Regions from separate parts of the Homo sapiens genome. Here regions 2, 3 and 4 are each linked to region 1. Evidence: chromatin loops called from intact Hi-C (ENCODE). Cell type or tissue: HCT116. All regions are shown on one strand. Region 1 has its middle 63 kb from the start of CLDN18. Region 2 has its middle 240 kb from the start of IL20RB-AS1. Region 3 overlaps LOC105374126 (a long non-coding RNA gene). Region 4 has its middle 350 kb from the start of SOX14.

Region 1 (8,000 bases):
AATTATCCATCTTTGATTTATGCTGCTAGTACAAGCTAAGTAGTACCTTTGTCAGATGTCCATTCGTTTAACCTCTTAGGACACCATATTCAATTCACCATCTCCATAACCCTCTGTGGAGCACGTCCTCTTGGCTTCCACTCTAACCTTACTGGTTGTTGCAATGACTGTAATTCCCCCATATTTTGGAGACTAAGCACCTCAACCTGACTACAGCTCTTTTACGGTCCTATCATCCCCATTGCCATCAGTGAGTCAAATTTTATAACATCTTTTATCATCGGCTCCAGCCTATAGGGGATAGCTACCACTGAACATCTTAGTGATGCCAAAGGCCCTCTCACCAATGCATTTCTTTTTTTTTTTTTTTAACTTTTGTTTTAGGTTCAGGGATACATGTGCAGGTTTGTTATACAGGTAAATCGTGTGTTGCAAGGGGTTGGTGTACAGATTATTTCATCACCCAGGTTAAAAGCATAGTACTTGACTGGTAGTTTTTTAATCCTCACCCTCCTCCCACCCTCCACCCTCAGGTAGGCCCCTCACCAGCACATTTCTTTTGCTGTTCTTAAATGATGTGGCCTCATTTAAGAAGACCAAAAAGAATATGCTGGAACATAGCCATTTGGCTAGCCTTCCAGCTGTGCAAAGTATACCTATTCTAGCATGCCCACTTTCCTGAGCTGTTTAATCCCTTTATCCACCATCTGCCAACGCAATTCTGGCATTTAAACTTTTCTAAGCATAGTGCATTGCTTCTTTCATGCTTCCAGGAGCCATCCTAGTAGCAAATTCTTACTTAGTCAGGGGTCCTTGCCAGGATGTTAAATCCTGAATGTCAGGAGAGTACTTCCAAGTCAACAAAGTCTTCCCTATTCAATTTATGTTCTGGGCCCCCTGATCAAACACTCTCAGAATGTAGTCCCAGGATACATTGACTACATCTTGCAGCCTTTTAAAAGTAGAATATTTTTGCTTCCTTATCAGGACCAGCACATTCTCAGCTGGGATGTACTGAGACCAACCCTGCTTATAGGCCTAATCCCCAAGAGGGGAAGTAGGAGTGGATTCTGAGGGGGTGGTACCCACTGCCTTTTGGAGAAGAGGTGTCTGCATCCTCTTCCAGCACAGAGGAGTGCTAGCACTTACCAGAGAGTGTTCAGCCACTTTTGCAGCCTCAGAAGTTTCAAGGCAGTCTAGGAAGCCAAAATGCTTAGAAGCATTGCCCAGATGTCTTTATCTCATGTGTCAGAGTCCTAGGATTTCCTAATCAGGGCCCTAACTCCGGCATAACAGATCTGCTTTAAGTGGACATTTAACTTTCTTTGATATTCAGCCACTGAACCTATAAGGTTCTAAGCTTGATCCTTGGCTTCCTCTTGTTCTTCAAGCAAGACAAGGGGGCTTCTTTGTATATAACCAAGGAGACTCTTTGGCTTTCACACCTGCCTTTCAATTGCCTGCTACTTGTCCTGCACTGTTCATTATCTTAGTGTAGGCTATCACTGGCACTTAGCAATAGCTATCCAATACTGTTACCCTTAGAGCTCCTGTTTCTTCATACCTTTCAAACAGCCTGACACATCTTGTCTGCTAGTATATTCCTTTCCACTGTACAATACCCCCAATTCACCACTGTTTAACAGTTGGACCTCCATCTTATACCAGATGCTGTCTGTGATCACCCACCAACAGTGATAAGCTCCTCACTACAGACAGGTGGTGAATAATCCTACTCCAAAACGGTATCTCATTGCCGACACTCTTTAACCAGCCATTACTGGTACCAACCATTCCAGCTTGGGTTCTCTGGAAGCAGATGGGGAGACAAAATTTAAGGTGTAAGGTGCTCATTGGGGACCAATACCTTTGAAAGGAAGGGGTGAAAGCAGGATTAGCTTACAATGCAGGTCTGATTGGGCTGGAAATGTTGGGCCTTTATACTGCCACCTTGTTAAATCACTGGATGTTGGCTGTTAGGGAAGTTGTAACCTCAGCTATTTACAGCTGAGGCCAACCCTTGAAGGTACTCACAACTGACAGTCACCTGCTAACCACACTTCCTGGTACACCCAGAAAGCAAGTCCTTCATTGAAGAGGAATCTGGGTGGTTCATGCCCAGGTCTACTGCACAAAGATTTTCAGTTACTACTCGTCAATATCCATGTTCCCTTTTTTTCATAATACTAAAACCATAATTTTTACTTGAGCAGAGTAATCGCTAAGAATAAACACTATGTTTTCCAGCCTCCCTTGCAGGAGTCATGGCCATGTGGCCAAGCTCTAATCAATGAATTGTGGGCAGATGTTTCACATAACATTCCCAGGAACCTAATCTTCCTAAATAGATGACTGCTACTTATCCTTTATCCTTTTCTTCATCCCTTCCTCATTAATGACCAGAATGCAACATGATGTCAGAGTCTGCTATAGCCCTCCTGGGACATGAGGTGATTGTGCAAATAAGGCCACATGTGTGACCAACAGGATGGAGGTGGCCAGGTCTCTGAGGACTTTGTGAAGCAGAGCTACATACCTTCCCTTGATTCCCTGTCTCTGGACCCTCAAGAGACACAAATAAATTCTGTCTTATTTGGATCATTGCTATTTTGGGTCTCTGGGTTTTTGTTGTTGTTGTTGTTGTTGTTGTTGTTCTTTTTTTTTTTTTTAGATGAAGTCTCACTTTGTCACCCAGGCTGGAGTGCAGTGGTGTGATCTCGGCTCACTGCAACCTCTGCCTCCTGGGTTCAAATGATTCTCCTGCCTCAGCCTCCCAAGTAGCTGGGATTACAGGTGCCTGCCACCACACCCGGCTAATTTTTATATTTTTATTAGATACAGGGGTTTTCACCATGTTGGCAGGCTGATCTCAAACTTCTGACCTCAGGTGATCCGCCCACTTCAGCCCCCAAAGTGCCGGGATTACAGGCGTGAGCCACCACACCAGGCCTTGGGTCTCTGTTTTTTAATAGCCAGATCTAATTCTAATTGATACAGATGGATCCTGGCTAAGCATTTCCCAGGTGTAGGTTGCTCATAGGGAAAAATTGTCCACTTTGGAGGAGACTCAGCTATGTTATACAATGACTGTATTGGATCTCTAGCTAAAACGATATTGCCTTAAAATCATATTCTCATCATAGCACTAAGATGGTCAGAGCTTTGGCTGGGGCATTAACTTGAACCTTTCTTGAATGTCCAGGGATGCCAGCCTGGAATGTAGGTGTGGGTTCCTTTATCCCTGATCATTCTAGGCCTGTGATAACCTATAACTACTAGGATGACTCCCTACCAAGTCTCCCCTCCAGAAGCCACCTTTCGCTTGCAATGTCCTGGCTTTCAGATGCTGCTCTGGTAACAGCCTCTTCCCCTAGATTGTTAAGATTTTCTTCACCAGTGGTGGAGTCCCAGGATGTCCTTTCTAGGCACGCATGAGAATAAGCAAAATATTTAGTCTTCACTTTCTTTTTTCTCTTTTGTTTGTTTCTTTTTTTTTTCCTTTTTTGCCAGCGATATGACTATTTTTCATCTACTACAAATTCTTTAAGTTCTGATGCCTAAATTTGATTTTCTGTTTTACGGTAGCATTTGTAATTAAGTTTCAAACTTTGAATCAGCTTCCAGATGCAAACCTACCACTCATCTTTTGTGTGATCTTGAAAAAACAATTTGCCCTCCCTGAGACTCAGTTTCCTCATCTGTTAAATGAGTGCCAGTTTTAGCCGATCATCTGCAACTTACCTTTGCGGGGGCGGGGCGAAGGGGGGATTGTTTGTCCTATTGCATCCGTAAGTTGCTACTGCCCTCTAGTGGTCATAAGATGATTTGATTTCCTCCAAGAAAGTAGCCCCGGGGCCTGAAGGCTTCCTGGAAACATGAAATGCAATCTTCAGAACTCAACCATGTAACAGGCGAGCTGTATTGTCACATCCTATTAGGATGCCACAGGGAAGGGCAAACTAAGAAAAATGCAAACATTAGGTGAACTGTGGGATAAATGTCTAATTTAAAACAGAGAATAAATAAATCTCACAACTACCATCACAAACTTGGCAATACCTTAAAGGTGTCAGTGACATAAAATAAGCCAAAACTGGTAGGCAAACTCTATGTTCTTTGTAAGATTTCAGAATCCTCTCTGGTATATCTTAGCATGTACCAAGATTGGGAATCAGAACTAAAACAGCTTTCAACTTATCCTTGCTATACAGTGGCTCCTTTGTTGTCCATTTTCATAGCCCTAACCACCTTGCACATGGTCTAATATTTAGGAGACATTTAGTCAACTTTATGCAGAAGGAAAATAAATCCACACAGTTGCATATGTCAAATTGCTCATCCCATAGGGAGAATATTAACAGCTGATATTTAATAAGGACTTAACTCTGTGCCAAGCATTTAATATGCAATCACTCATTGAATTCTTATGACACTCCTATGAAATAGATGTAATGATTACCATAACCTCTTTACTATAAGGAAACTGCCCAGGCTCATAGCAGAATTGCATTCACTCCCCTCTTGAAGTCAGGCATCACCACGTGATTCCAGTGAGCCAATGAAGTGTGAGTGGAAGTGGCCTCGGTTCAGGCCCCCATGATAGCATTTAAGAGTTACATGACCTTGGGCACATTTCTTGACTTTTCTGCACCTCAATTTCTAACTGTGTGATTTTGAGCAACTTACTTAATCCTCTGTGCTTCTGTTTCTTCATCTGTAAGCTGAGAGAAGCACTGTCTCACCTGGGTTTGTGAGGATTCAGTGAGATAGTGTGTAAAGGAGTTGGCAAGTGTAGACAGTCAATAAATGCAGTAATGTTTTTATAAAATTATCAGGATTTTTTTTCTTTTTTTTTTTTTTTTGAGATGGAGTCTTGCTTTGTCACCCAGGCTGGAGTGCAGTGGCGCAGTCTCGGCTCACTGCAACCTCTGCCTCCCGGGTTCAAGTGATTCTTCTGCCTCAGCCTCCCGAGTAGCTGGGACTACAGGCGTGCAGCACCACACCTGGCTAGTTTTTGTATTTTTTTTAGTAGAGACAGAATTTCACCATATTGGCCAGGCTGGTCTTGAACTCCTGACCTTGTGATCCACCCACCTCAGCCTCCCAAAGTGCTGGGATTACAGGCATGAAACACTGTGCCCAGCCAAATTGTCAGGATTTTAAGAAAAGCTATGCATTTATATTAGGAATATTTTTGAAGTTGTTTAAAGGTGAAAGAAGGAATTTCTATGGCACAAATGAAGAACATGGGAAAGACCCAATGCAGAGCACGTACTTATGTTAAAACAAGTTGTCAGCATGTTCTTCCCAATTTGACAGGACTCTTGATAGCAGCTCAGCTACACCTTTGGAAACCCTGAGGGCACCAGCTTGGTTTATAGGCTGCTTACTGGGCTCTGCTGACTCACATATTCCCCTTGTCAATGCTGCATCTACTCTGAGCCTGGCACTGATGGCCAACAACAAGCCTGAGAAGCAGTGTCCCATCCAGAGGAGACACATGCATTTGTAGAAAGCATAGCTGGTGGAGAAGTAGAGATGGGACAGGGAATCAAGCAGCCTCTGATGAGAGGCACCACTGTCAGAGAGCTCCAACCTCACAGACATCCACACCAGGTCAGATGAAGAGGAATTCCTGGGCTGGCTTCCCACAGAAATGGGGGAGTAGCACTATCCCCAGGCATCCCCCAGCGCTGTGCCATCTGTCAGAACCACAGACACTTCCACCATCAAGGAGAGCTAGAAAGAGGGAATGTGGTAGTGCGAGTCAACATCCGCCAGGCACATGCCTGTTTATTCCTGACACTTTAAGGCAATGTTCTGCAGAAGTAGCTCCAGCCTGCTTGGTGCAGCCCAGCCCAGCAAGTGCACAAGTAGTGAAGCCAAAAGTCACTCAATTTTAATCCTACTTGACCCTGGGACTCAAGTTTCACTATGTGCTTATTAATGCTGGAGAAGTACCTCACTGGCATCTGAAGACAGAAGGAACAAAGTGGCAACAAAATACTCAATGTTAAAGCAAGCACATTGACCCACAGAGGTCTTTACATGCAGCTGAGCCATCATCCTCATCTTCAAAGAAGGTGATTAGGGATCTCACACTGGGCAACTTGCACCTAAAAGGGTCTACTGCTGGCAAAGGCTATCTAGATCAACTTCCTGCTGTGAAATTCAGATGGCAATGGCTATCTGCAGGCTAAATGAAGAGGAACCCTGACAAGCTGTGTGTCCCTAGGAGGGAGATGGGTCCAGAGGCTATTCCCCTGCCCAAAAGTGGGTTCTTGGATACAGTGCCCCAGGGCTCAGCTTAGGGCAAAACTTAGAGTTAACCTCAAAAATTGTTCCTGGAAATGACACTAATAATCATATCTTCTACTTAAAATCATTGTACTAGGCACTTTACATTACTTCATTTAATTCTCACTGCATTTAATATCTTCAGCTTCCACATATGAAAACTAAGGTTCTGAAACGTTAACTTGTCCGAAATCAAACAGCCAGTGAGTAGTAAAGAAATTCCAAATTATGTTCCTAGCCACAGTATCTGAAATTATGCCTGTGCTGGAAATATGGTAATGGGTCCAGGAAAGAAACTATCTTTCTCCAGTCAGACATCAGAAAGCACTGAAAGTCTCTAAGGAACATCCTTAGCTTGCAGAAATGCAAACAGAGCATTTTTCAGAGAAGTTTGGAAAATTAATAAGTAGAAACTTGAGGAAGGTCTTCTCTCATGCTTCATGACTGAGGGCTTTGGAGTGGGACTCAAGATGAATAACTATAGAAGTCCTAGCAGTCGTAGTAGCAGCTATCAGTGAGGGCCTATTTAGATGTCATGCCGAGCATTCTTCTAAGCCCTTTACACGTACTGACTATTTAATCCTGTCTACAACTCAGTGAGGGTGGTGCTATTATTATCCTTATGTTACAAATGAAGAAACTAAGGTACAGATCATTTAAAAACTTGTCCAGATCATACCACTGTGCTGGATTTCCTGGATTTAAACCCAGGTGGTCTGGCTCTGAAGCCTGCAAACACAACCACTACACTGCATGTTGACATGGAATAGCAGTAGAGACCTGACCAGAGTGCCAGGATAGCAAAGGGCAGTTTGGAAGACTCATGAGGAATGGCTAGTGACACTTCTGGTTCAGGAGAATTACACCCTCTGCATCAGTTTCCTATTGCTGCTGTAACAAATTACACCAACTTAGTGGCTTAAAACAATACTCAATTATCATCTTACAGTTCCTATAGGTCAATCACAGTGTGGATGAATAGGTGGTTTCAATAGCTCCAGCACAGTATGGATGAATATGTGGTTTCTATAGCTCCAGCACAGTGTGGATGAATAGGTGGTTTCTATAGCTCCAGCACAGTGTGGATGAATAGGTGGTTTCTATAGCTCCAGCACAGTGTGGATGAATAGGTGGTTTCTATAGGTCCAACACAGTGTGGATGAATAGATGGTTTCTATAGGTCCAACACAGTGTGAATGGATAGATGGTTTCTACAGGTCCAACACAGTGTGGATGAATTCTCTACTCAGGGTCTCACCAGTCTAAAATCAGGGGGCTCTGATTCTCATCTGGAGCTCGAGGTCCTCTTCCAAGCTCACTGATGTTAGCAGAATTCAGTCCCTAGTGGTTGTAGGACTGAAGTCCCCATTTCCTTGTCACAGGGCCACGTTCGCCTTCAAACAGCAATAGCATATGCAATTCTTTTCATGCTTCAAATATCTGGCTCTGATTTCTCCTGCCACATTTCTCTGACTTCCATTTTGGCCTTCCTCTTGTGCCACCAGCCAAAGAAAGTTCTCTGCTTTTAGGGACTCATATGATTAAATTAGACTCAATTAGATAATCCAGGATAATCTCCCCTATTTTAAGGTCCATTGATTGATAACCTTAATTATGTTTCACCCCATGGCATAACACCAGAGTCTGAAAGCCAGGGGCCAACATTCTGCTCACCACACCCTTCCATGCCTGGATTCCTGTGA
Region 2 (8,000 bases), 730 kb before region 1:
AACCAAGATCAGAGCAGAACTAAGTGAAAGAGATAGAGGCACAAAAAACCCTTAAAAAAAATCAATGACTCCAGGACCTGGTTTTTTGAAAAGATCAACAAAATTGATAGACCACTAGAAAGACTAATAAAGAAGAAAAGAGAGAAGAATCAAATAGATGCAATAAAAAATGATAAAGGGGATATCACCACCAATCCTACGGAAATACAAACTACCATCAGAGAATACTATAAACACCTCTACGCAAATAAACTAGAAAGTCTAAAAGAAATGGATAAATTCCTCAACACATACATCCTCACAAGACTAAACCAGGAAGAAGTTGAATCTCTGAATCGACTAATAACAGGCTCTGAAATTGAGGCAATAATTAATAGCCTATCAACAAAAAAAGTCCAGGACCAGACGGATTCACAGTTGAATTCTACCAGAGGTACAAAGAGGAGGTGGTATCATTCCTTCTGAAACTATTCCAATCAATAGAAAAAGAGGGAATCCTCCCTAACTCATTTTATGAGGCCAACATCATCCTGATACCAAAGCCTGGCAGAGACACAACAAAAAAAGAGAATTTTAGACCAATATCCCTGATGAACATCGATGTGAAAATCCTCAATAAAATACTGGCAAACCGAATCCAGCAGCACATCAAAAAGCTTATCCACCATGATCATCCCTGGGATGCAAGGCTGGTTCAACATACGCAAACCAATAAACCTAATCCATCACATAAACAGAACTAATGACAGAAACGACATGATTATCTCAATAGACGCAGAAAAGGCCTTCGACAAAATTCAACAGCCCTTCATGCTAAAAACTCTCAATAAACTAGGTATTGATGAAACATATCTCAGAATAATAAGAGCTATTTATGACAAACCCACAGCCAATTTCATACTGAATGGACAAAAACTGGAAGCATTTCCTTTGAAAATCAGCATAAGACAAGGATGCCCTCTCTCACCACTCCTGTTCAATGTAATGTTGGAACTTCTGGCCAGGGCAATCAGGCAAGAGAAAGAAATAAAAGGTATTCAATTAGGAAAAGAGGAAGTCAAAGTGTCCCTGTTTGCAGATGACATGATTGTATATTTAGAACACCCCATTGTCTCGGTCCAAAATCTCCTTAAGCTGATAAGCAACTTCAGCAAAGTCTCAGGATGCAAAATCAACGTGCAAAAATCACGAGCGTTCTTATACACCATTAACAGAGAGCCAAATAATGAGTGAATTCCTATTCACAATTGCTACAAAGGGAATAAAATACCTAGGAATACAACTTACAAGGGATGTGAAGGACCTCTTAAAGGAGAACTACAAACCACTGCTCAATGAAATAAAAGAGGACACAAACAAATGGAAGAATATTCTATGCTCATGGATAGGAAGAATCAATATTGTGAAAATAGCCATACTGCCCAAGGTAATTTATAGATTCAATGCCATCCCCATCAAGCTACCAGTAACTTTCTTCATAGAATTGGAAAAAACTATTTTAAAGTTCACATGGAACCAAAAAGGAGCCTGCATTGCCAAGACAGTCCAAAGCAAAAAGAACAAAGCTGGAGGCATCATGCTACCTGACTTCAAACTATACCACAAGGCTACAGTAACCAAAACAGCATGGTACTGGTACCAAAACAGAGATATAGACCAACGAAACAGAACAGAGGCCTCAGAAATAACATCGCACATCTAGAACCATCTGATCTTTGACAAACCTGAGAAAAACAAGCAACGGGGAAAGGATTCCCTATTTAATAAATGGTGCTGGGAAAACTGGCTAGCCATATGTAGAAAGCTGAAACTGGATCTCTTCCTTACACCTTATACAAAAATTAATTCAAGATGGAGTAAAGACTTAAATGTTAGACCTAAAACCATAAAAACCCTAGAAGAAAACCTAGGCAATACCATTCAGGACATAGGCATGGGCAAGGACTTTATGACTAGAACACCAGAAGCAATGGCAGCAAAAGCCAAAATTGACAAATGGGATCTAATTAAACTGAAGAGCTTCTGCACAGCAAAAGAAACTACAATCAGAGTGAACAGGCAACCTACAGAATGGGAGAAAATTTTTGCAATCTACCCATCTGACAAAGGGCTAATATCCAGAATCTACAATGAACTCAAACAAATTTACAAGAAAAAACAACCCCACCAAAAGGGGGCAAAGGATATGAACAGACACTTCTCAAAAGAAGACATCTATGCAGCCAACAGACACATGAAAAAATGCTCATCATCACTGGCCATCAGAGAAATGCAAATCAAAACCACAATGAGATACCATCTCACACCAGTTAGAATGGCAATCGTTAAAAAGTCAGGAAACAACAGATGCTGGAGAGGATGTGGAGAAAAAGGAATGCTTTTACACTGTTGGTGGGAGTGTAAATTCATTCAACCATTGTGGAAGACAGTGTGGCAATTCCTCAAGGATCTAGAACTAGAATTACTTTTTGACCTAGCAATCCCATTACTGGCTATATACCGAAAGGATTGTAAATCATGCTACTATAAAGACACATGCACACGTATGTTTATTGTGGCACTATTCACAATAGCAAAGACTTGGAACCAACCCAAATGTCCATCAATGATAGACTGGATTAACAAAATGTGGCACATATACACCATGGAATACTATGAAGCCATAAGAAAGGATGAGTTCATGTCCTTTGCAGGGACGTGGATGAAGCTGGAAACCATCATTCTCAGCAAACTATCACAAGGACAGAAAACCAAACACCACATTTTTTCACTCATCGTTGGGAATTGGACAATGAGATCACTTGGACAGTGTGGGGAACATCACAGACTGGGGCCTGTCGGGGGGGTGTGGCGCTGGGGGAGGGACAGCATTAGGAAAAATACCTAATGTAAATGATGAGTTGATGGGTGCAGCAAACCACCATGGCACATGTATACCTATGTATCAAACCTGCACGTTGTGCACGTGTACCCTAGAACTTAAAGTATAATAATAAAGAAAAATATAAAGCATTGATGGAAAGGCAGCTGCTAACTCCTCTAAAATGTAACTTCTGGAGTCCTGTCTGATTTGTTCTAATTTTGGTTACTAAATAATTGACAATGTTCTGGATCATAATCCTAAACCTTCATCCAAAACATACACAAATATTTCATTCTTTTAAAAGCAAGTCATGCTGGCTATATTTTAACCAGAAAAGGTGTAGCCACTTTAAATATTTTTTTGCTGTTCCTTTAAGTGTTTGAAAGGATGCATGTTTTTCTCTAATTTCCATGAATTCCTGTGGGATGGACTGTCTCAGCCATCAGGAGCTAGATCTTGGCTGCAGACTGCAGTCCATGACAAGATGTACCTCCTGGGATCATTGCTTTTGTTTGGGCAGGAAGGGTTCCTGCCTTATGAGAGTAACAGAGGCAGCAAACGTGAACCCACCTGTAAGGGAGAGGCTGCAGGAAGAGAGGATGGAATTGCCCATGCTGGGAGCAGATCCTGCCAGGGTTGGTCTCTCCTCAACTCTCTTAATGTCTCCAACCGTGTCTCTTTCAGATCACTGTGATTACAGAGCACAGACATTTCATGGGAACCTGATTGATGGATTTGAAATAGTGTAACATAAAAACACAAATTTTCATTTTAAGCACAAAATGTGAAGTAGTGTAGCTCCTCCAAAATGAAAACTGGAGCAACTAAAACCAAAATAGCCATCACAGACTGGAGGACCCAGCACATTGCAAATATTTTTGCTGCTGCCACATGGCGGCGCCACTTTAGCGGTCAAACTGGATCTCTATTGGTCTCTGTTGGGGTCAGCATTTTTTGTGACCCTTCTGTTGTTTTCAAAGGCGCTTGAACTTCTGTGAGTGAAATTTGGTAGTTGTTGTCCTGTTATTTTAACATTCATTTCTTATAATTTAACAAAGCCATCTAAGCATTTATTAGATGATAACGTTTGCACAAGTGACGAAAAACACTCCAGAAAAATCAATAACTTTGGAATGGAAGTTAGAGGTGATAAAATACTACAAGGGAGACCTAGCAACTGCCATGATATGCTATTAATGTAATAACAAGCCTTCTGCAAAATATTAGAGCTAATGCTAAGAAAATAAAAAGCAGCATTAGAGCACATTTTTCTACAATGTTTGTGGATTTATGTGCCCCTAGATTGCAGCTTCCATTTTACATTTATTTCTAAGAGCAATTAGTCTTGAATTATGAGAGGGCTTCAAGAACTCATCTCTGGCATAAACCTGACAACTTGTGTTTGTTTACTGCCCCTCCTCTCTCCTATTATGTGGTTTCCTAATAATAAGGGGCCTCAACTTCTTCATCCCTCATCCCAATCCCTAGCAAGGTCCTGAAATACTGCAGGGGTTTGGTCACGATTTCTGGAACAAATAAGTAATAACTAACATGGAGTATCTTTTTTGTATGCCCAGAAACAGGTTAATACTTTATATACATTAACTCTGTTAATGCTCATACAATCTTAAGGAGTAAGCATTATCATCTGCAGTTTTACAGATGAGGAAACTAGTCTCAAAGAAGTTAAATACTGTGGTCCATAGATACACAACTAGTGATTGGTAGAACCAGCTTTGGACCAGTCAGACTAACTAACCAGAGGGGGGACCTCATCATAATTAAAACTATAACTGTCTTTGAGAGCAGAAATGATTTCTGAATGCTATCAAGCATCCTTTAGGCCACTAACTGAATGGATGCATTTTTCTGATCAGCTGATGAGCAAAGGTAGACCTGGGACAAGTTTGAAATTAAAGGCTAGAGAGAAGTGGAATCTACACCAGTTGTTCTTAAAGTGTGGTCTTCAGAACAGTAGCATCAGCATCATCCAATAACTTGTTAGAAATACAACTTCTCAGGTCCCATCCTAGACCCTAAATAAAAAAAATACTGAGGTGGGACCCAGTGATCTGTGTTCAACAAGCTCATCAAGTGACCCTGATACATGGTCAAAGTTGAGAGCTACTGACCTATACAACAGAAGGAAAAGTGCTATGTTTGGACATGGAATTCTTAGGGGCAACTGGGAAGGAGAGCATGAGGAGGGGAAAATGTTGAAGGTGAGAGGGGAAAGAGAAAAATCTGGAGATATTCAGGTCTTATTATGGGATGGGGTGGCCATAATGGATGGCTGAAAGGAATAGGGATATCTGAAATCTAATATCTAGTTCTGTACTATAAATCACTTTAGTTTGCTCAAACATCCAGTAATGCCTGATTCTTAGACTAAGACTTGTGTGAATAGTCTTGCAAATATCAGAGAAAGAGGTTGACTTCTATTCTCTACCAGCACATGCTAGTCATAGAAATTACCCACTGATAGAACTAATTCAACAAAAACAGGAGCATGGAGCCAGAAAGGACTCTGAGAGGGCATGGGGGCCACTCTTATCTGGTTTTTAAGGGTTGGGTTAATCCCAACTAGCATGGGTCAGATAATGAATTCATGAACTGCGGTTCTGGCCCTTGGATTTCAGGGGCTGGAATGTGTTTTGGTGCCCGAGAACTGACTTCTAACTTTCAGGACTGGTTAGTGACTAACCAATTAGTATAGAAGTGTAGGGTGTCAACATTTATATAATCTCTAGCAGCTGATGGGTAAACTTTGTCTGGTTTTTTAATGTTGCAAAATAAACCACTTGAAAACTGAGTGGCTTAAAACAAGGACATTTATTTTGCTCATGAATTTGTAGTTGGAGCTGGGCTTGGCAGGGATTGCTCTTTTCTTCTCCACTTGGCATCTGTTGGGGCAACTTGAAGAAAGGGCTGGAATCATATCTTGCTTACTCACAAGTCTGGCTGTTGATGCTGGTAGTTGACATGGATCTTAGCTGGGCCTGTCAGCTGGAACACCTACACATGGCCTCTTCATGTAGCCTGGGCTTCCTTACAACATGGTGGCTGGATGCCAAGGTTGAGAATCCTGGAGAGCAACAGCTAGTAGGCAGCCATATAGCCTTTTATGACCTAGTCTTAGAAATCATGCAATGTCACTTTTATCAGGTTTTTTTTTTTTTGGTCAAGGCAATCACAAAGGCTTGCCTAATTTCAAAGAGAGGAAACGGCTGTATTTCTTGATAAGGGTGTGGTAAAGTTCAGGAAGAGCTTGTGAAACCAATGATATTGATGAAGCCATTTCTTCTTTTTTTTTTTTGGAAATAGAACCCCTTCATTTCAAGAGAGACTGGATTTCAAGGAAGCTTCTTGCAAATTGGAGGGGGGTAGGAGTGGGGCTTGGGGAAGATAGTGGCCTGAGCTTCAAATTTCTCAGTCTACATCTGAGAAATGTAAAAGAAATTGAAAAAGTTCAGGCTGGCTGAAATGCACGTTGGGATCAGCCTTCACTCCCATGGATAGTCAGGGTTAAAAAGGTGTGAGTGTCACACTGGGGCCTGTGGGGAGGGGGAGGGGGAGGCAGAGCATCAGGACTAATAGCTGATGCATGTGGGGCTTAATACCTAGCTGATGGGTTGATTGGTGCAGCAAACTACCATGACACATGTTTACCTATGTAACAAACCTGCATGTTCTGCACATGTATCCTGGAACCTACAAGAACAAAAGGGTATGAGTGTCCACTGTGAACCAGATAAGGGTGGCACATGAGAAACAGTTGGCAGGAGGTTGCTTAAGTGCTCTAGGATAGGCAGAATGTCAGCAGAGGCTGGAGATGGATAACCACATTATTGGGGGCTGCAGCCAGGTAAGTGATAACCCGGAAGACTGAAGGGCTCTGCTGCTCCCAGAAACTTTTTGTGGAACATATACATACACACAGTCACACACACACACACACACACACACACACACACACACACACACACACACACGTTTTTGTGGCAGATGAGGAAGGATCTAAGCTTTGTATCTGGTCTGAAGAGATACTGAGCAGATTCTACACGTGAGGGCATAAGAGCTCAGGAGGGAGGGGAGATCCTGAGATCATGAGCCCCTAGAATCCACTGAGGCCATAGGAAGTGCTTAGGACTTCCAAAGGCTGTGGCTTTGCAGGGTGGGGCTCAGGTTAATTTTACATAAATCTCAAAGAACAGGGAGGTCCCAGAGGACTCTGGGTTCCAAGAGAGAGTGTTAAATAGCTGTAATATGGTAGATTGGGGCACTTCTTCAATTCTCTGGTAGAGAATTTGTCTTAAAATATCTAGACTTTCTGTTTCCTCAGATTAATCTAACATTTGTTGGGTATCCATTGCATTCCATGTAATGTACAAGGTCTTTTATGTTATTTCACTTGATATTGATAATCACCATATGAAGAAGTTGCTGCAACTATCCTCTTTTTGTAGATGAGAGAATGGACTCTAGGAGGTAATTTAATTCACCTAAAGTCAAACAGCTGAGATGTGGTAGATTTAAAGTGAGGTCTTCAGACTTCCAGGCTAAAATCAATTCTTATAAATGTGTCTTTAACTGTCATATACCCATGAGAGGGAGAGTGGATGGGTGGATGCCCAGTGATAAAAATGAACACAGATTTAGAACACCTTAAAAAAGATAGGTTTGTGTAGAAACTCTGAAAAGGGAAAATTAGAAGGTTAAAAACAAGCTGAGGGAAGGGGCAGAGAGATAGGTTGGGTACTTGTTCTGCCATCATGTTTGTTCTTCATAATGTGGCAGTGTATATCAATATCCTGACTGGTGGCCTGCTCTATATCAGGGATATGGCCAACAGATTTCATGTGCTTCCCTAGTGAGTTGTGTTGAGAAGGCTTCTGAGGCTCAGCTCTGGCTCAGTGCTAAAGAGTGCTGTGATCAGTGAGTGATGTCTGCCACAGGCAAGAGAAACAAAAGTGGGGGCTTCAGTGCTGCCATGTGTCACTTTTGAATATATTTGAATATTACATTATTCAAATATATTATATATATATTCAAATATATAATAAAAAATTCGGCCGGGTGCGGTGGCTCACGCCTGTAATCCCAGCACTTTGGGAGGCCAAGGCAGGTGGATCATCTG
Region 3 (8,000 bases), 240 kb before region 1:
CATTTATTTATCTTCAAGTTCACCGATTCTTTTTTTGCCATCCTCAGTTTTCTGTTGAGCTCATCAGGTATACTTTTCATTTCAGTGGTTGTACTTTCAGCTCATAGATAGATACATAATAGATTCCATTTCACTGATAATATTTTTATATTTCACTTATTAAAATTATTTTCCTTTAATTTTTTAAATGTATTTTTCTTTGAGTCTATGAACATATTTTTGATAGCTATTTTGATGTCTGTCTGCTAAATCCCACATTTGGTCCCTCTTAAAGACAGTTTCTATTTACTTAGTTTCTTAATGAGTACAGATCACACTTTCCTTTTTCTTTGCATTTCCATAATTTGACTGAAAACTGAACATTGTAAATAACACATTGTGGCAATTCTGGATTTGGCTGCATCTGAAAATTGTTGGATTTTGGCCGGACACGGTGGCTCAAGCCTGTAATCCCAGCACTTTGGGAGGCCAAGGTGGGCGGATCAGAGAGTCAGGAGATCGAGACCATCCTGGCTAACATGGTGAAACCCTGTCTCTACTAAAAATACAAAAAAAGAAATTAGCCAGGGGTGGTGGTGGGTACCTGTAGTCCCAGCTACTTGGGAGGCTGAGACAGGAGAATGGCATGAACCCGGGAGGTGGAGCTTGCAGTGAGCCGAGATTGCACCACTGCACTCCAGGCTGGATGACAGAGCGAGACTCCGTCTCAAAAAAAAAAAAAAAATTGTTGGATTTCTTTATATTAGTCAGTTAACATGCCTGGACTAAAACTGCAAAGCTTGAATCCTCCACTGTGTGCTATAGTTATATACATATATATAGTTATATAGTCATACATTGCTTATCTTGTCTCTGTTCAGTTTTTATGGCTTCTTCCAATGCTTTTTGTTTTTCTGATGCTTTTTTAGCCTGGCCCCCTTAGGAACTCCAGTGAACCCACGTAATTTGAAGTATCAGAGAGAAAATTAAGCAAGGTTCCTCCCCTCAAGCTCAACATTTACTGAGAAAACAAAAAAAAATAAGTAGGCAGTATCAATATCATCCGACTAATTATTTAATAAAAATATGCAAAGGGCATACAAGTAGTTCAGAGTAGAAAGCACTTAACTCTAAAAGAAACAAGTGATCCAGGAAAACTTTATAGAGAAGCTGACACCGAGGCTGGATTTTGAAAAGTAAGTAGTAATTCAGAGGTGAATGGAGAAAAAGGACATTTTATATAAATGGATATCCAAGAGCAGATGAGTATGACAAATCATGACATCCTAACAACAGATTATTTGATGTAGCTAGAGCATAAGGACTTGTGGGTGGGGGGGCAAAGCTGGAGATTAAAACAGAATGTACATCATAAACAACCTGTATACCAAGTTAAGGGGTAAATGCTTAATCCTGGAGAAGATGATGAGCCACTGAAAGGCTGTAGGCTATGTTAATGGTGTATTAGGGTAATCCAGATAGGAGACAGTTATAGCATGGTCTAGGACGGTAGGAGAAGAGTGGAAATAAATGAGCAGCCACGATGGGTAAAACAAGCAGCAAAATAGAGCTTGGGATGCAGGAGTGGGAGGCAGCAAGGATGACAATAGAGACCTCCACTTAGGCAGCCAGGTAGAGGATACAGCCATTTATCCAAGGTAGAAAGTGCAAAAGAAACAGAGCATTGAGGTTGGGGAAGAACAAATAATGTGTTTAGCTTTTGATGTGCTGAGGCCAAGGCACTGGGGCAAATCAGAAAATTCTGGCAGGCAGTTGAAAATATAGTCACCAGAATGCTCAGGCAATGCAGTGTATGAGCAAGAGACTCTGGAGAGAGTGTCCAGATTGAGAAAAGAGATGGTGTGAGAACAACACCTGGGGGACCCTGATACTTAAGGAATGGGCTAAAAAGGCAACTGAAAAGATAAGAAAGAGGAGTTGATGATAGTGTATATGGTAGAGGTAGTCATAGGACTAAAGATAGTAGCATCTCTTACTACAGATACCTTATCTGGCTTCAATCTTGAGAAGGGCTGGCCTCAGCTACATCTTTTTCCGTACTTCTCATTGGTCCCTCTAACTATTGCCCCTAATCTAGACTGTATGTCAGACCCCTCCCCTTATGAATTAATTAGAAAATTCCTAATAGATACATTATTCCCAGAGGTGTTATTGTATTACTAGCAACTTTGGTCCAGTTGTAAATTGATTGTACTTATTGAAGCATAGCAAAACAGTCCCCTGGCAACTTCACTCCATCCATCAAATGTCATTATGAGGTACCGGTGATGGAGGCCCACAGAGTCCCAGGGTCAGGCTCATTAGCCAGAGCATCCTTCAGTCTAATTCTCTATGAACTTCCCATAATAGCCTTCTCCACAGGGTCCCTAGGTCCTGGGCCCAGGTAAGGGAAATAGTATGTCCTGACAAAGATTAATCAATTGGAAATTCCTGCACTTCTCAGGAATCCAAAAGTGGAGGGATTTTTCTGCTCTAACAAACACATATATGTACACATGCAAAACAGCATGAGAAGTACATTTAAACAGGGAAAAGACTGGGTGTGGATTTGGACAAATGTTCCCTATGGATCCAGAATTCCTTTATCTCAGTAATTCCAACTTGCATGAATTTCCGAACTGAAAAAAAAGATATGTACTCCAAGGGAAAAATTAATTACTAACAGCAATCAAAGGTTAAGTGCTGATGCATGTTATCTTTCTTAAATTTCAGAAGACATATCCATAATTTACAACCAAAGAGAAAGGTTTAGGTTAATATTTGAATAATCCTGAATTGGAAGCAGGAGAATAAATTTGGAAGTAAGAACAGGGGTGTTGGAAAGAGGATGGAGAAGGAGAGACTGGAGATGGTGGTGCAGAGGAAGGAAGCAGAAGCCAGATGGAATTTTAATGGAACTTGTCGTTCTCATGAAGACTCAGGGTGCCTAAGGCCAGAAAAGATTTTGAAGCAAGATTTGATGACAGAGCTTAATATATGCCTATCACTTGCCATAATTACACTATGATTTAATCTACAGGTTCAATATCTCAGAAGTATCTTTACCCCTCCAAAGATCTGAAGCTGCATTTGGGGTATGCTGCCACTAGATGGCAATTAGTGCCTTGATCTCCAGCGGGGCAATGCCAAAGAATAAACAGCATGCATGTCCACATGTAATCCTTAAGAAAAAGAAAAAGGAAAAGAAAAAACAAAGCTCATCTATGATATATTCTGGTCAGAAACGTTTAATTTGAATCAAGTTTTTAAATGTAACTATATAGAATATACAAAAGATATGGGAACAAGCTAATGATTTCCAGGAAGAAATATCCAGATGAATCTAAATAGGACAATTTGCAGGACACTGATCTGGGTCTCTTCAAAATAATAATATCATGGGGAAGGGAACTGGTCTAGAGATTAAGACACTTGAGGAATATAACATCCAGATATAATGTATGGTCCTGGGTTATGTCCTGGGTTGGACAAAGCTACTTTAATTTGGGGGAGGGGGGATAATTAGGGAAATGTGAATATGTATGTTATTTAGAAGTATTATTTACTTGTTAAATAAAATAGTGTTATTTTGGCTATGTAGTAAAAAAACTTTAATGCATAATGCATTCATTAGAACTTTAATTTTGTTCTAATGAAACTAATGAAATAATGAAAGTGAGTCAATGTCCACCTGCTATGCCCAGAACACCCAGCCTCCTTTCCCGGCTCTGTGCTCACTCACAGGCTCTATTTTTTTTTTTTCTCCATGCTGTGGCTGATATAGTCTTCTGGTTTACAAAGATGAGCATTCACAGCTGAATGTTTCTGGATCCTCAGTTTGATCCAGCTTACTTACTCTCTTGGTTCTGACCCACTGTGCCCCTTAGCCACCATTCCCGGATTTCTGTGGCTTGGCTGTAACAATCTGCCCTTTTCCCCAGACTGATGAGCAGTGAGGCTGTCTCCTGCCAGCAGCTTGTCAGTACCTCCCCCTGCAAGAAGCCCTCTGTGTCCCAAGCTGCCTGCCTGCAGCTAGCTTGACCTGCCCTTCAGAAATCGTAGCATAAAACATAGTCATTGAGAGGGCAGGCACTGGAGCTAGACTGAAAAGGTCTGAATCTCACTGGTTAGGATCTTGGGCAAGTTATTCAATCTCTATGTGCCTTGGTCTTGTCATCTGCAAAATGGGGATGATGACTTTACCTGCCTCATAGGGATGCTGTGAAGATACATGATTCAAAAAATTTAACACTTTTAAGACAGCCCTTGACACGTCATGAGGTGCTCATTTGCCGCTAGTCATTATTAAATGTTAGCTATTCTTGTGTGAGATACTAATTATGTAACAGGTATAACCCATGTGACACCTTGGGGCTACAAATATGGTCTCATTCTGATTTAACTGGCCCCATATTTCTGTCACATTTTACATCATTGTGACGCCCCTTGTTGGATTCTAGCCTCATCAGTCTTGGGCCAGTTCCTAGAATATCCACCTCTTTTTGCTCCCAGGCTATCATAATAAATTCCTTTTACCTGGGATGCTTTTCACATGGCTGACTCTTTCTCATCTTAAATCTCACCTCCCCCTTCATCAGGCTACACACATCCTACCATGTAAAGTGGCCCCACCCTACCCACCTATCACATCTCTGTGTTCTTTTTTTAAAAATCATTATTTATTTATTTACCTTGCTTAGTTTCCACCTCTGCTCATAAAGATTAGCTTCACTTCATTCACTCTGTCACCCCAGGTGACAGAGGGCTTGGCATACGGAAGAACTCTGTGAATAGTTGTTGAATAAATGGACAAGTTAGAAAGGCCACCCAAGTCATTCTGAGCAAATGTTTAAAGAAAAGGTGATGATGTTCCCTAGTCAAAGAAGCAGTGGATATGGGTGTCTTTTAAATGGCGTTTTCTCTTCCTTGGAAAAAAAAAAAAAAAAGGTAACATTTTGCTCTATCAGCCACACCACTACAAGTTTGAAAACAATAATAATTATAGTAATAACTAGAATGGAAGCCAGAGATAACATAATTCAAAGGAGATATAAAGACAAAAATGACTAAAGAATAGAGAAGTAGCAGAATATGACATGGTAGGAAAAAAGAAAAACTAGCCAGGTAGATCTTAGAGACCAGGAGCTTACACCATATTGGGGAGTCTTTTTAAAGAGAACAAAATAAAATGGCAAATAGGCATACGAAAAGGTGCTCAACATCACTGATCATCAGAGAAATGGAAATCAAAACTGCATTGAGCTATCATCTCACCCAGTTAAAATAGCTTTTATCCAAAAGATAGGCAATAACAAATGCTTGCAAGGATATGGAGAAAAGAAAGCCCTCATGTACTGTTCACAGGAATGTAAATTAGTACAACTACTATGGAGAACAGTCTGGAGTTCCTCAAGAAACTAAAAATAGAACTACCATACAATCCAGCTATCTCACTGTTGGGTATATGCCCCCAAAAAAGGAAATCAATATATTGAAGAGATATCTGCACTCCCTCCTATGTTTGTTACAGCACTGTTCACAATAGTTAAGATTTGGAGGAAACCTAAGTGTCCATCAACAGATGTATTAACCCGTTTTCACATCAATGATGGAGACATACCCTAGACTGGCAATTCACAAAAGAAAGAAGTTTAATGGAGTTACAGTTCCACATGACTGGGGAGGCCTCAAAATCATGGCAGAAGGCAAGTAAGAGGACCACGTCTTACGTGAATGGCGGCAGGCAAAGACGGAGAGCTTATGCAGGGGAACTCCCCCTTTTTAAAACCATCAGATTTTATGAGACTTATTCACTAGTGTGAGCACAAGAAAGACCAACCCCCATGATTCAATTACCTCCCACAGGGTTCCTCCCATGACACGCGGGAATTGTCGGAGTTACAATTCAAGATGAGATTTGGATGGGAACACAGCCAAACCATATCAACAGATGAATGGATAAAAAAAAAGTGTTGTAAATATACACAATGGAGTACTATTCAGCCATAAAAAAAGAATGAGATCCTGTCATTTGCAATGAAATGGATGGAACTGGAGATCATTGATGTTAAGTGAAATAAGCCGGGCACAGAAATTCAAACATCACATGTTCTCACTTATTTGTGGGATCTAAAAATCAAAACAATTGAATTCGTGGACATAGAGATTAGAAGGATGATTACCAGAGGCTGGGAGGGGTAGCTGGGAGTTTGGGAGGTAGGGAGTGGGGACGGTTAATGGGTACAAACAACAGAAAGAATAAGACCTACTCTTTGATAGCACAACAGGGTAACTATAGTCAATAATAACTAAATTGTACATTTTTAAATAACTCAAAGAATGTAATTGGATTGTTTGTAACACAAAGGATAAATGCCTGAAGGGATGGATAACCCATTCTCCATGATGTGATTACTATGGATCCTACTGAGAAATTTTCATGGCCAAAGACAGCTGGAAACATGACTTTTTTCAGTCTCCATTCCTAACTCTTTCCACACTAGTCAATTTTATTTAGACAGTGGACTATTTTATTTTATCACATTGTCTATTTTATATCCAAGTAATTAGAATGTAGAATGCTCTTCAAATGGCAAGTGGACAAAAAGAAACATCACAATGTAATTGTCCCTAGCATTGAGTTATGAAATAACGAAGCCCTGAATCATGTAGTATACTTGAATTCAGGTCTCCAAATCCTGCATTACAGACAGGCAGGCTGCATCTCAGGACCATTTTCAATATTGAAAATGGGGGCCAGAAGAATGAAGACAAACAAATACTATGCCAATTTTTTGAAAAGTAGAAAGGCATATTCACAGGGACATGGATGAAGCTGGAAGCCATCATTCTCAGCAAACACATGAACAGAAAACCAAACACCGCATGTTCTCACTCATAAGTGGGAGCTGAGCAATGAGAACACATGGACACAAGGAGGGAAACATCACACACCGGGGACTGTTGGGTGGTGGGGGCAAGGGGAGGGAGAGCATTAGGACAAATACCTAATGCATGCAGTGCTTAAAACCTAGATGACGGGTTGATAGGTACAGAAAACCACCATGGCACATGTATACCTATGTAACAAACCTGCACATTCTGCACACTTTTCTCAGAACTTAAAGTAACATTTTTTTTAAAAAGGCACATTTAAGTATCTACAGACCAATAAACTTGTCATGATATACAGATGGAGTCTAGGGAAGTGACACTAGCCCTGTAAAGTGTACATTTCAGTGCATCTCTTTTGTTCTACAATTGCAGTCTTGGTGTTGTATAAATCCAGACATGTTTGTGTAACTTCACATAGGTATCAGGAAGCTTCTACCAGTTACTACGCACAGAGGACACAACAATGAATGAAAATCCACAGCCCTTCTAGATTGGAAGCCAAGTATCCCAGACTAGAAGAATTTTTATGAGGAAGATTTGAAAATAGCAACCATAAAGTTGACCTTAAAAAAAAAATCCATCAAGCAGAACAAAAGAGTTTACAAACAAAAGGGCACAGAGCTCTATCCCTGGAGTCACCAAGATCAAGGAAAATGCTAGAGACTCCTCCATATCTACCTTTTGATAGTGTCTGGAATTCGTGGGTTCTTGGTCTCACCTGACTTCAAGAATGAAGCCGCGGATCCTAGCGGTGAGTGTTAGAGTTCTTAAAGGCGGCGTGTCCGGAGTTTGTTCCTTCTGATGTTCAGATGTGTTTGGAGTTTCTTCCTTCTGGTAGGTTCGTGGTCTCACTGGCTCAGGAGTGAAGCTGCAGACCTTCGCGGTGAGTGTTACAGCTTTTAAGGCGGGGCGTCTGGAGTTGTTCGTTCCTTCCCGTGGTCTCTCTGGCTTCAGGAGTGAAGCTACAGACCTTCACAGAGAGTGTTACAGCTCATAAAGGCAGCGTGGACCCAAAAAGTGAGCAGCAGCAAGATTTATCGCAAAGAGCCAAAGAACAAAGCCTTCACAATGCAGAAGGGCACCCCAACCGGTTGCTACTGCTAGCTCAGGCAGCCCGATTTTGTTCT
Region 4 (8,000 bases), 540 kb before region 1:
CACACCGACACACACACATACACACACACACCCACACTGCAGGAATGGACTTTGGAGCCACTTTGCATCATCACCCCTATTAGGATTATCAGAGTATTGGATTGTGGGTAAAGGAAGATCTATTTCTTTCCAAAGGGTGAGAAAAATGGGAGGGTGTCAGGGAGAGGGAAAAGAGAAGAAAATAAAGTGTGTGTGTTTTGGGTTGGGGGAGGGAGAAAAGGAGAGGGGGAATATGAGTGAGTGTGGAGGGAGGAGGGGAAATGAAAGGATATTATATATTTTTTTGTATCTGTCATTTCCCTGCTATCTCCCATATGACTTCTTAATCCATCAGAATGCTGGGAAGATAATGTTTTGGGCGAAATAACATGAGAGAGAGGATAGACTCCCAAGGACCAATATCTTTATTGCTCGGAGGATAAACGGATTATGTCAGCCATTTTCTGTTGCTGACAGCTTTTCTTATTAACCGATTTTATTTTTTAATCTTCCAGGGAAGAAATATGGTTTTATGTCACAATAAAACGCCGGTCACATCTAATTCTGCCCTCAAACAAACAGATTTCTGAAAGCCTTGCAGAGAAATTTGAAATAACTTTAAAGAGGGGGTTTTTGGATAAAGTCTTTATCCAGGGGCTTGTTCAACTGCAGTGTAAAAGGTTTAGAGAGAGAGGAGAGGAGAGAGAGAGAGAGAGAGAAATAGAGGGAGGGAGAGAGAAGAGAAGAGGGAGAGAAGAAAAGCGGAGAAAGGAAGACCCACACAGCTGTTTTGCTTGGTGATCTCTCTTCAAACACACTGGGGTTTAGTCAGGAAAATGCAGTTTGGATGAAAGAGGGCTGGGTAGATGAAAAGAGGAACAGTGGGCTTCTTCTGGGGCTTTGGGTGTGGGGAACTGCTTACCCACACCTCTCTAAAACTGACACTTCTTCCCAGTTGTTGTTCTGGAACCATTAGGAGTTGATGGTGTGTCTTTCAAGAATCATAAACAAATCAATGTGAATTCTGTGAGGCATTTGGAGCTCAGAGGCAATTCTTGTCTTTTTTTCCATGATTCCTTTGCTAGGAAATTTCAGCCTGCTTGAGGATTTAGGTCTTCAGTTAGCCCCAAGAAAACCTTCTGTCAAACACCGCAGACAACTCTGGCCTTTGCTCACTTCTGTAGGCCTGCAACGAGCACATAGCCATCACTAATATAAAAAACCACTCGTTTCTTCTCTTCTGTGTGGCACAAAGCAATTTAGCCAGACAGGGCTCCTGCCCACCAGGGGCTTAGCCCAGAAAACGTCCTGAATTTGTGCCTCATACTTTGTTCAGTGCCCGGCTCACTGCAGACCCAGTACCTTGACTGATAATGATGGCCGAGTCTTACATTGTGCCCTGCTGGGAAGTATTGGTGATTTAGAGTACTTTAAAAATCTGTTAAAAATAAATTTCTTGGATTTTCTAAGGTGTTGTTTTTTATAAGAGAAATGGGCTTTTCAAAAAAGCATCCTGAAACCTGGGACAATTTGGGAACTTAAAGCTTGTCCTAAGGTGAGTGAGACAGACTAAATACCTCCAGTCAACTGTGAAAAGAGGGGAGATTCAAAGGAATAGGTTGGGCCAAACCTCTTCTTACCTAGGAACAAAAAGATGGGTTTTCCTACTTCATTTCTTTGCCTGGAGAGATAGAGAACTGGTAGAAATGGAGGGAAAAAGGTCATTTAAGGTCTTTGCACCAGAGGGTCATGAGGATAGCCACTCAAAGTGAGCAGCCCAGAGGCTGCTTTGATCTGAAACAAGCCTGAACTTCCAGGAAGTGCTTATGGCTCTAAGCTGTGATTAATTTTTTTTTAAATACACAGGTCTTAAGTGAACAGTTTTATCAGCTTTTGGACATACGTATATACGTGTGTGACCAACACTCCAACCAATGCTGAGAACATTTCCATCGCTCCGGATTTAAGTGAATGGTGCCTCTGGATGTTTGCATTGCACTATCTGTGTGGACCTTTGTGGTGGTCCAGCAGGCAGCTTTGATGAAGATCCACTGATACACAAGATATTGAACAGATTATTTGGCAAGATAATTATATTCTGCTTTTTGGTTTACCAAGTACATTCCCATATACTATCTCAGCATATCCTTTCAAATGATGAAGATAATGATAATAATAATGCAATAACATCATCAATAACAATTACAAACATTGACATATGTTTATCTTGTGTCAAGCACATGTATTACTACATTTATTCCTTTCAACAGTGTTGCATCTATTTTATAGATGTTGAAACTGAAGCAAAGGGAGGTTAAGTAACTGGTCTAAGATCATAGAATGAATATGTGTTAAAGCCTGAGAATCTGTCTCCAAAATTTGTGCTTTTAACTAAATATATGAGGTCTGGAAATGGTAGATGACATATAAACAAAGATCACATAGCCAATTCAAAAGGTAGATGACACATAAACAAAGATCACACAGCCAATTCAATGGTGGCTCTGGATCCTATAATAGGTTTTTTAAGCTTACATCAACCTACCCTTCAGCCTCATTCCCATTGTCCACCCCCATCCTATACTCCTACCAATCCATGCCTCAACCTTACAGAGCTAATTACTGGTCTCTGAGGTTGCTGTCATCTTTTAGGCCTTTGTGCCTTTAAATATGTTCTTTCCTCTTCTCCTACTGGGAAACTCTCACTCATCCTTCGAGGCTTAGCTCCACTGCCACCTCCTCAGTGAACCCCCCTTGAACTGCCTAGTTGAACAGTTTTCACTAAATTATATTAACTAAGACTTATATCTTTAATATTTGATATGGTTTGGCTCTGTGTCCCCACCCAAAATCTCATCTCAAATTGTAATACCCATGTGTTGAGGGAGGGAGGTGATTGGATCATGGGGATGGTTTCCTTCATGCTGTTCTCATGATAGTGAGTGAGTTCTCATGAGATCTGATAATTTTATAAGTGTTTGACAGTTCCTCCTTCACACAGTTCTCTCACCTGCTGCCTTGTAATGAAGGTGCCTGCTTCCCTATCCACCATGATTGTATGTTTCCTGAGGCCTCCCAAGCCATGTAGAACTGAGAGTCAAATAAGCCTTCTATCTTTATAAATTACCCAGTCTTGGGTATTTATTTATAGCAGTGTGAAAACGGACTAACACAATATTAAATGGGGAAGAAGTGCTTGTGTTTACTTCAACTAAGCCTTTGGTTTATGCCTTATCATTTGGAACCCATGGCTGTGAGACACCTACACCAGGTGGTGGCAGTATACTTAGTTAAGGAGTTCCTTTCTAAGACAGAAATAGTATTTTTTCAAAAATTTTTAGAGTTGCTAAAATTCAAGACCATAAGTTACAAAAATGTCATAACGTGGGATGATTTTTATTTACAATTCTGTAACAAAAATAATATGGTCACACCTGTTGGATATCATTAAGGACCCATCTTCCTCCCAGTGAACCTTTACCCAGATTTTGCAATGTGTGGTCAGATCCTTCTTCCTAGAATGCTCCCCACCATTATCTTGCTCATTATTTTCATGTGAGCATCTTAGGGAAACTTTTATAATGCACTTTAACTTAGTAATTCATAACTAATGTCCTGCAACACTGTGCTAAAGGACCTTAATATATAATTCACATAATTCAGAGAAAGAGAGAGAGACACACATATCTAAGTAAGTGAAAACAAGCACGGAAAATGCTGAGCTAAGCTTTGTTAAATTGGTTTCTTGAGAGCAGTACTTTAAAGAGCCTCTATTATGTAGTGTTTCCAAGTCATATTTAAATAGAGAACCCATTTTGGAGAGACTCCAATTAGTATCTTCTATTAGAGCTGTATCACAGCTTGGTAGGCATCCTTCAACTCTAAAGCATAAACACCTTGAGACATTTTTTACTTCAAAGTATATTTTTAATTGTTGCTTTCATATACCTATGTATATTAGACAATATTTACCACAATCTGCATTACGTAATCACTGGGGACTGGAAGGTTTCAGACTCTATTATTCATGCCACTATAAACTGCGGAACCCTTATAAACTTCAATTGACCAGCAAGTGAGGGAGGCTTGGTCCCCATGCAGACCTGCAAAAGGAATTTGCTGTGGAGTCTGCTGTCAGAATGACTGACTGTGGACACAGACTGTGATCCCATGGTGTGGGACATGCAGAACACAAAGTCCTGGGCCACGCCCACAGCAGGCAGAGAAGTTTGTTGTGAGTCTTTGATGCGTTGAGATGGATCAAATGGATCAATTATATTAATTATGAAGCATGGAGATGTATCTGGGCTTTTCCCAAAAACTGAGGTGCCAATGGCTGTCACTAGGTTCCCTTGCATTTGCAGTTCTAACTTAACAAGACATAAAATGAATCATTTGTTGAGACCTTCAGTTTCCTTTTTGTTAGCAATGTGGAATATCAGCATAACAGTACTGTTTCACAGGGTTGTTGAGATAACTGACTGAGATAATGTCCTGAAAAGAATAAACATAGGGTTGGGCATGTAATAAGTATTCAATAAATGGTGACACCTGTTAAAAACCACAATAAAAAAATAAAAAAATAAAATAAAAAAATACTTATAGCAAAGTTTGTGCACTGCATTATTTGGGTCATGCTGCCTTTTGCCACCTTGCAGTTCCCAGCACATAATAAGCTTAAATAATATTTTTAAATGAATGAATACTAGCTTTTGTGGCCTCTGCTTTCAATGACCAGTTTATCTCAATGTACTTATAACAACAGGTTTTCTTTTCTGTTTCTTGGGGATTTTGTGAGACCTTAATGCATTACTGTATTAGTTTCCTGGGCCTGCCACAACAAAGTACCACAAACTGGGTTCCTTAAAATAACAGACATTTATTATCTCACAGTCCAGGAAGCTAAAAGTCCAAAATGAAGGTGTCAGCAGGGCACTGCTCTCTCTCAAAGGGAGAATCTGTAGGGGAGAATCCTTCTTTGCCTCTTCCTGTCTTATAGTGGCTTCCTTTGATCCTTGTTGTTCCTTGGCTTGCAGCTGCATCACTCCAATCTGTTTCTGTTGTCATATGATATTCTTCCTAGGTGTCTCTGTCTTTCCAAGTCATTTTTCTCATCCTATAAGGGCACCAGTTATATTGGATCAGGGCCCACCCTAACGACCTCATAGTAACTTGATTACATCTTCAACGACCCTATTTCCAAATAATATCACACTCATACATACTGAGAGTTAAGACTTCAGCATATCTTTTTGGGGAACACAATGGTTTTAACCTTAGGGGCATTAACATTTACTTTCTCAATAAAAGTTATTTTTTTACTTAATAAAAAGTACATAAACGTTAAGGCCCCTAAGGTTAAAACCATTGCTAGTTAGGGTTTCTGTCACTAACAGCATATGTATCTTAGGTGATATAATGTGGGAAAGACCAAAGTCACAAGGGAATTCTTGGTACTAGGTCCAAAGTACCACAGGAATTATGATTACCTGGCCTGAGACATATGCCTTCCAATTAGTGAGGATGGAGCCAATGTGCTATGATTGGTACTATCAGAACAACATGTGAGGAAAAGGAAGGACAATTTTCCAAAGAGAAGGTTGGGTAAGAGGGTGTAATTACCTGAAGAAGAAGGAAAGGATGTTCAGCAGACCAAAATAGTACATGCCAATTATACAAACTAAATGTCTAACTGCAGAAATGGTGCCAACTCTTAATGGAATATTACCTGGCCATTGAAAGTGTGTTTATGCACATTTCTGTAATAACAAGTATAAATGTTTATAATGATGTTAATATTATAGTATCATTATAAAAGTATATACAAAGTTGTTTTCAAGTTTTCTTTAATAAAGATAATACTTTAAAAATTTTTTGAAACATTAAATTTATGTAGATGAGGCAACCTTGTGCTAGCTATTATAAGAAGCAAACATGGTATTTATGCTGGTATAACAATAAATGACAGAAGAGGAGCCAAGATGGCTGAATAGGAACAGCTCCAGTCTACAGCTCCTAGCATAAGCGACACAGAAGACGGATGATTTCTGCATTTCCACCTGAGGTACCAGGTTCATCTGACTGGGGAGTGCCAGACAGTGGGGGCAGGACAGGGGGTGCAGCGCACCGTGTGCAAGCCGAAGCAGGGTGAGGCATCACCTCACCCGGGAAGTGCAAGGGGTCAGGGAATTCCCTTTCCTAGTCAAAGAAAGAGGTGACAGACGGCACCTGGAAAATCGGGTCACTCCCACCCTAATACTGCACTTTTCCAACAGGTTTAAAAAACGGCACATCAGGAGATTATATCCTGCACCTGACTCGGAGGGTCCTACGCCCACAGAGTCTCGCTCATTGTTGGCACAGAAGTCCCAAATCAAACTGCAAGGTGGCAGCGAGGCTGGGGGAGGGGCGCCCACCATTGCCAAGTTAGTTGTTTGATTAGGTAAACAAAGTGGCTGGGAAGCTTGAACTGGGTGAAGCCCACCACAGCTCAAGGAGGCCTGCCTGCCTCTGTAGGCTCCACCTCTGGGGGCAGGGCACAGACAAACAAAAAGACAGCAGTAACCTCTGCAGACTTAAATGTCCCTGTCTGACAGCTTTGAAGAGAGTAGTGGTTCTCCCAGCATGCAGCTTGAGATCTGAGAACGGGCAGACTGCCTCCTCAAGTGGTTCCCTGACCCCCGAGTAGCCTAACTGGGAGACAGACAACCCCCAGTAGGGGCAGACTGACACCTCACACAGCCGGGTACTCCTCTGAGACAAAACTTCCAGAGGAACAATCAGGCAGCAGCATTTGCAGTTCACCAATATCCGCTGTTCTGCAGCCACTGCTGCTGATACCCAGGCAAACAGGGTCTGGAGTGGACCTCTAGCAAACTCCAACAGACCTGCAGCTGAGGGTCCTGTCTGTTAGAAGGAAAACTAACAAACAGAAAGGACATCCACACCAAAAACCCATCTGTACGTCACCATCGTCAAAGACCAAAGGTACATAAAACCACAAAGATGGGGAAAAAACAGAGCAGAAAAACTGGAAACTCTAAAAATCAGAGCACCTCTCCTCCTCCAAAGGAACGCAGCTCCTCACCAGCAATGGAACAAAGCTGGACAGAGAATGACTTTGATGAGTTGAGAGAAGAAGGCTTCAGATGATCAAACTACTCCGAGCTACAGGAGGAAATTCGAACCAATGGCAAAGAAGGTAAAAGCTTTGAAAAAAAATTAGACGAATGGACAACTAGAATAACCAACGCAGAGAAGTCCTTAAAGGACCTCATGGAGCTGAAAACCAAGGCACGAGAGCTATGTGACGAATGCAGAAGCCTCAGTAGCCAATGCGATCAACTGGAAGAAAGGGTATCAGTGATGGAAAACGAAATGAATGAAATGAAGTGAAGAGAGAAGTTTAGAGAAAAAAAGAATAAAAAGAAACAAACAAAGCCTCCAAGAAATATGGGACTACGTGAAAAGACCAAATCTACATCTGTTTGGTGTATCTGAAAGTGACGGGGAGAATGGAACCAACTTGGAAAACACTCTGCAGGATATTATCCAGGAGAACTTCCCCAATCTAGCAAGGCAGGCCAACATTCACATTCAGGAAATACAGAGAATTCCACAAAGATACTCCTTGAAAAGAGCAACTCCAAGACACATATTTGTCAGATTCACCAAAGTTGAAATGAAGGAAAAAATGTTAAGGGCAGCCAGAGAGAAAGGTCGGGTTACCCACAAAGGGAAGCCCATCAGACTAACAGCAGATCTCTCAGCAGAAACTCTACAAGCCAGAAGAAAGTGGGGACCAATGTTCAACATTCTTAAAGAAAAGAATTTTCAACCCAGAATTTCATATCCAGCCAAACTAAGCTTCATAAGTGAAGGAGAAATAAAATCCTTTACAGACAAGCAAATGCTGAGAGATTTTGTCATCACCAGGCCTGCCCTAAAAGAGTTCCTGAAGGAAGCACTAAACATGGAAAGGAACAACCGGTACCAGCCACTGCAAAAACATGCCAAATTGT

The links. Hi-C counts contacts between places; a loop is a spot of excess contacts. Peaks named below come from ENCODE experiments on the same cell type or tissue, not always from the same donor. Only the 100,000 strongest peaks of a DNase experiment are listed, where the experiment ranks them.
Region 2: it touches region 1 in a loop (10-fold over the local background); 3 of 110 quality-filtered maps call a loop at or near these places.
Region 3: it touches region 1 in a loop (9-fold over the local background); 10 of 110 quality-filtered maps call a loop at or near these places.
Region 4: a loop joins it to region 1, with 4 times the contacts of the local background. A loop is called at or near these places in 2 of 110 quality-filtered maps.

Annotation. Positions count from the first base shown.
Region 1 is chr3:137,942,758-137,950,757 of GRCh38, forward strand. No RefSeq gene overlaps it. Among named protein-coding and RNA genes, the nearest start is that of CLDN18, 63 kb to the right of the region's middle. RefSeq lists enhancers at 3,443-3,944, 5,752-6,420. In HCT116, a CTCF peak has its summit at 3,800 (motif pointing left); a DNase peak (open chromatin) is centred at 3,804.
Region 2 is chr3:137,214,170-137,222,169 of GRCh38, forward strand. No RefSeq gene overlaps it. Among named protein-coding and RNA genes, the nearest start is that of IL20RB-AS1, 240 kb to the left of the region's middle. In HCT116, a CTCF peak has its summit at 3,764 (motif pointing right); a DNase peak (open chromatin) is centred at 3,760.
Region 3 is chr3:137,706,123-137,714,122 of GRCh38, forward strand. It overlaps LOC105374126 (a long non-coding RNA gene), which reads right to left. Exons shown (of 3, transcript XR_924533.2): 1 at 7,592-8,000. Among named protein-coding and RNA genes, the nearest start is that of SOX14, 54 kb to the right of the region's middle. In HCT116, a CTCF peak has its summit at 3,082 (motif pointing right); a DNase peak (open chromatin) is centred at 3,139.
Region 4 is chr3:137,406,527-137,414,526 of GRCh38, forward strand. No RefSeq gene overlaps it. Among named protein-coding and RNA genes, the nearest start is that of SOX14, 350 kb to the right of the region's middle. In HCT116, a CTCF peak has its summit at 3,274 (motif pointing right); no DNase peak of the experiment used is centred here.